2 separate regions of the Homo sapiens genome follow, and region 2 is linked to region 1. The links are chromatin contacts, found by Hi-C in ENCODE. All regions are on one chromosome and are shown on one strand. Each heading gives the region's core, a stretch centred on a gene start or an enhancer-like site at or near the end of the contact. The rest is flanking DNA. Distances are from core to core; before and after follow the strand shown. Region 1 overlaps TRPM3 (transient receptor potential cation channel subfamily M member 3). Region 2 has its middle 97 kb from the start of MAMDC2.

The links. A loop is a pair of places that touch in the nucleus more often than their neighbours do. Pooled maps may share reads with other maps.
Region 2: a loop to region 1 is called in a map of IMR-90, with 6 times the contacts of the local background. The contact joins two enhancer-like sites. A Hi-C loop is called at or near these places in 3 of 168 maps with a recorded cell type or tissue (IMR-90, PC-9 and endothelial cell of umbilical vein) and 2 of 50 pooled maps.

The regions. Positions count from the first base shown.
Region 1 is chr9:70,606,719-70,609,418 of GRCh38, reverse strand. The region is part of intron 19 of TRPM3 (transient receptor potential cation channel subfamily M member 3); the gene reads left to right. LOC107984011 (a long non-coding RNA gene) reads right to left here. Exons shown (of 3, transcript XR_007061572.1): 3 at 1,147-2,361. Among named protein-coding and RNA genes, the nearest start is that of KLF9, 190 kb to the right of the region's middle. Within about 2 kb of position 1,303, at least 8 of the 41 ENCODE cell types and tissues checked have a DNase peak (open chromatin) inside an H3K27ac peak, as active enhancers do.
Region 2 is chr9:69,945,667-69,948,435 of GRCh38, reverse strand. No RefSeq gene overlaps it. Among named protein-coding and RNA genes, the nearest start is that of MAMDC2, 97 kb to the left of the region's middle. Within about 2 kb of position 1,480, at least 5 of the 41 ENCODE cell types and tissues checked have a DNase peak (open chromatin) inside an H3K27ac peak, as active enhancers do.

The DNA.
Region 1 (2,700 bases), core at 54-2,553:
TTAGATGTTTTCAGTGAGGTAAAAATTCAAATTTATCAATGTTAGGAAAAGAGAAAAATTCTCTCCCCCCAAAAATAACTGAGGCATGCAAAAATCGTTTCTATTCATATATTTTATACAGCTCTATATTATTTTTAACCTTGCAGAAAACAGCTTAGTGGTGACAAGCATGGACTTTGGAATCAGACAGCCTGGGTGGGAATCCCATCTGCACCTCTTACCATGTGCCCTCAAACAACTTAATTTCCCCTTCTGTCCACAGTTTTCTTAAGATGCCAATAATAGTAGTTCCGATTTTATAGGATTTAATCAAGATTAAATGTGTTAAAACATGTAAAGCACTTAGAACAGTTCCTTGACATATAAGTACAATGTAACTGTGACTATTGTTTCTTCTAGGCTATTCACGTTGCCCAGCAATAGATAATCAGTGTTGTGTTCATACATCCACTCAACAAAAATAATATCTTTCTTTTATTGAGCACCTACTAAGTTTGAGGCAATGTTCTAGGTACTATTATTTAAGTACTCTTTGTAATCCTAACAACTATTTTATCAAGATAATATTTATTTATTTAGGAGACAAACTCTTACTCTGTCACCTAGGCTGGAGTGCAGTGGTACAATCTTGGCTCACTGCAACCTCCATCTCCTGGATTCAAGTGAGTCTCATGTCTCAGCCTCCCGAGTAGCTGGGATTACAGGTGTTCACCACCACACCTGGCTAATTAATTTTTGTATTTTTAGTAGAGATGGGGTTTTGCCACGTTGGCCAGGCTGGTCTTGAACTGCTGGCCTCAAGCTATGGGCCTGCCTCAGCCTACCAAAGTGCTGGGATTACAGGCAATAACCACTGCGCCCAGCCCGAGATAATATTTTTGCAGCTATTTCACACCCAGGTCTGTCCTTCCTTTTATATTATGATTCCCCAACTGTTAGCTTAGAACAGGGCTTGGCAAACTACAGCTTTTGAGCCAAATTCAACCCATGGCCTGTGATTGTGGCCTGCGAACTGAGAATGGTTTTTACATTTTTAATAAAATTTGAAAAGGAATACTTGAAACACATATTCAAATTTTAGTGTCCATAAATAATTGGAACACAGGCAGACTCTTGATTTCTGTTAAAAGAAAAACTTGAGCCGAATAAATTTAAAGGAGTTTAATTGAGCAAATGAACGATTCGTGAATTGGGCAGTCTTCCAAGCCAGAGTAGGCTCAGAGACTCTGGCAGGGCCACGTGGTGGAAGATTTATGGACAGAAAAAGGGAAGTGGCATACAGAAAACGGAAGTGAGGTACAGAAACAGCTGGATTGGTTACAGCTCAGCGTTTGCCTTATTTGAACACAGTTTGAGCAGTTGGCTACATTTGATTGACCGAAACTCGGTGATTGGTCTTGTTACACCTTCATTTGTTATAGTTCACAATGTACAGAGAAAACTTCAGGCCGAACTTAAGGAGGCAGCTTTAGGCTAAATCTCATTTACCATTAGCAATAGGCTGACTGACTGCTTTTGTGCTACCACATCAAGTTGATGAGTAGTGAGAGACAGAGAGAGACTATCGGTTCTACAAAGCCTTAAAAGTTAACCAGTTGGCCATTTGCAGAAAAAGTTTACAGACTCCCGAGAGCAGAAATCAGTAGAAATAATAGTATCAATATCTCTAAAACGTCCATGATGACAAGGGAGTTTTGTTAGAAATGCAAATTTCTAGCCCCATCATAGACCCATGGAATCCAGTCTTCAGGAAGGAGCCTAAGAGGCTGTGTTAGTTTAACCAGCTTCCCAGGCGAATCTTATGATTGGAGACACTTGAGACACGCTGCTTTGCTTATGTCATTGGCAGCTTGTTGGGAGGCTGCCTCTTTGGCGGGGGGTGGTGGGGCCTGTGTGTCCAGCACACTTCTGCGTGGCTGACTGGATTGGCCTCAGCAAACCCATCAGACTGGATCCCCCAGATCTGTTCAATTGTGTTTACATGATTCTCCAAAATTCATCTTCACATATTGACAAAGCCCAGGCCTCGAGGAAGTGACTGGAAATAAGGTATGCCAGTCTTTTGAATCACCAGACATGCTTAACAGTACAATTCAATTTCAGATTGAAGGTCCCATGTGCTTTGGGCTGTGTTTTTCTCTGTAAGAGTATTTCTCACCAGATTTTCAAAAATGGTCTCTCCTACTCTCCCAAGTTTCTGAAAGGTAGGACACACTTCATTTCCATATAACCTCACTTCTGCATCGTAGCAAGTTTCTCTAGGAGCAGATTGGGTCCTCTTCTGGTCCAAGAAGAAAGGAGGCAGGGGTCCAACTGGCTCCTAGACCCTGCTTGTTTTGAGAGCCTATTTCAGGTATCCATCTGGAGAGGATTCAAATTCAAGGTGTGAAGTGGCTGCAGGTCAGAGGACACAGTGTGTGCTCTGAGTTTCTCTAGTAGTGACCAACTCTATCCTCTACAAGACCATGTGCCCCTCTGCTCTCCAGAGGTAGTAGAAAAAGGCCCAGGAAGAAGTGAGGAAGAGCAAAGCCCCACCAGGGATCCATAGCAAACTGTGTCAGGCTTTAGTGCTTGTGTTTGATAGTTAGTTTAAGAAGCATGAATCTTAGTTAATGGAAAATGCATAGAAAGAATATATGTTAATAAAATACAAATTCTTAGAGTTCTCCTACTGACTTACTTAAATAAGACTCACAGGTT
Region 2 (2,769 bases), core at 231-2,730, 660 kb after region 1:
TGATACATGCATTTTGAGAGCTATTTAATAAATGTCGTTGATAGGACTTAGTGATGGGTTGCATGGATGGTAAGTGAAGTGAGGGGAAGGGAGGTATCAAGTGTAATTTCCAGGTGTCTGTCTTGTGTCATTAGTGCAAGTAGTGCCTTTCACTGAGATCAGGCATGCAGAGAAGAACTGGATTGGGGAATGCAAAGGAGATAATGAGTTTTTGTCAGAACATATAAAGAATATATAGGTCAGGCATGATGGCTCACACCTATAATCCCAACACTTTGGGAGGCCAAGACAGGAGAATTGCTTGAGGCCAGGAGTCAGAGACCAGCCTGGGCAACATAGGGAGACTTTGTCTCTACAAAAAATTTTGAAAGGAAGACATTAGCTGGGCATGGTGGCATGAGCATCTAGTCCCAGCTACTCAGAAAGCTCAGGTGGGAGAACTGCTTGAACCCAGGAGGTCAAAGTAACAGTGAGCTACAATCATGACACTGCACTCTGGCCTGGGAAACAGAGTGAGACTGTGTCTCAAAGCAAATCAAAACAACAACAAAAAAGAATATACAATCATCCTTCGATATACATGAGGGATTCTTTTCAGGACCATTGCTACATTCTCAAGTCCCACAGTTGACCCCGCAGAACCCACATATAGGAAAAGTCAGCCCACTGTATACACAGGTTGCACATCCCTTGAATACTGTATTTTCAATCTGCAGTTGATGGAAAAAAATATAAGTGGACCTGCACAATTCAAACCCGTGTTGTTCAAGGAACAACTGTATAAGCCACACATGCACCAAAAAAAAAAAAATCTGTGCATTATAGTATTTATATACTCTAGACAGAGTCAGACAGCATGAATTTAAATCCTGGGGCTGCCAATTACTAGTTGAGCCACTTAGGACAAACGACTTAGATTTTCATTCCTTATTGTGTTCATTTTCATGTATAAAATGAACATTATAATACCTGCCTCATAGTGTTGCTGCGAGGCTTGATGGGCTGAACCACACAAAGCACTCAGCAAAGTGTCTGGAATTTACTACAGGAACAATAAATATTAGCTGTAGCCAAGATTACTTTTACATACCTACTTTCCATCTGGAGAAAATATCACCAACAATAAAGGTTTTGAAACTAGCTACCTAAATATGGTCTAATTCCTGTTTTCCACTGTAAATTTAAAATTCTTGTCAGTACAGTGCAGGATGGAAATAAGGTTGCTGGCAGGCTTGTACTTCTAAGACTTTCTCTTTTCTATTTGGTTTTGAACTCAGTAAGCCTATTTAAAACAGTTTCTAACCTTGATGCTGGAAATCAGTTGGAGATGTGGATAGATTTCAAAGCAATGTAGACATTTTGGGATGTCAAGGGGCTCTGGAAAATAATGTAGTCTGACCTCGAATTTTTGATGATGAAATTAAGACCCAAGAGGTTAAATGACTCATTTGAGGCCACACAAGCACAGGAAGAGCTGGGACTAAAATCCAGCCTCATGACACATACACTGGCCATTTCTTCTTCAGCATGACAGATTCTAGCATGACAGTGCAAAAAAATATTTATTGCACAGAATTTCAAATGTATATAATGAACTGAATCCCTCTGTAAAGATAAATACAAGATAGAATTAGGAATGAGAGACCGAAGCAAGAGTTCAAAAAATTAGTGTTGTTATAAATTTACTAAAATGATTTCTCAAAAAAAAGATGAATTATGATTTAACTAACATTTTAGACTTTTTAAAATGTATGTTTTTAGCAAGGAGTCTGACTACTTCACACATGGGAGTAGAATTTTCTTATATCCATGAACTATGAGCTGCCACTTTTTGAGTTTTCTTTTGAACACTTGACTTTTTTTTTCCTCTGCAACAGTCATTTACTTAATGCTGTACTCAAAATTATACATCCCAAAGAGATTCTATTTTGAAGACATCTGACTCAATGAACCAATGGAATGTTGAGGAGATGTTTATATGCCTTTTATAATTAACCCCATTTTTGTGGTTTGAGTTAAAAAGATTTAAACATCACACCTGGACAAATTATGTTGCAGTACTTGCATATAATTGTGTGAAACTAAATCAGTTTTCCGCTTAGCTAGAGGGAAAGACAGATATATGGTTTACTTTTCCATGTCATCTTTTCTGATGTAGGAAAGAGGAGACATAGGAAAAAGATAAACTGCAGGGCAAAATTGGAGGAAAAATTAAAATAACACTTCCCGATATTGAGAGAAAGGGATATAAATTTTTGTACTGAGAAAAGAAAGTATGCTTGGTAGATGTAACATTCAAGAGAAAAGCCAATCTAATAGAACTGGATTATGTTAAAAGGATTCTATTATCTCAAAGACTTGGTATCCATAGCAACTGAAACATTGCTATACTTACTCTTTCCATCCACCACGAGGGAAATAAACAGCCAAAGAGCTAGCTATTTCCTGATACCATTATATCACAGCTAATAAATTACCATCTGCAATGTCTTCACAAACCCTACTGTTGTTTTACTTTTAAAGCAGAACCAAAAAAAAAAAAAAAAGATGAAGAAATAAGAGAATGTAACCAAAACACAAAAATGAACAACCAGCCCACAAGGGAGGGTTGCAACAGTGCATCCAAGGAAGGAAGGAGAGAGTTACTCTCTGAACTTCCCTCAAGGCTGGCTGATGTCTAAGATAGAGAAGCAGTTTCCTGGGCTGCTGCCAAGCTACAAGTCACATACAAAGTCCATGTAGACTTTGTTGCTCTGAAAGGGAGTCCAG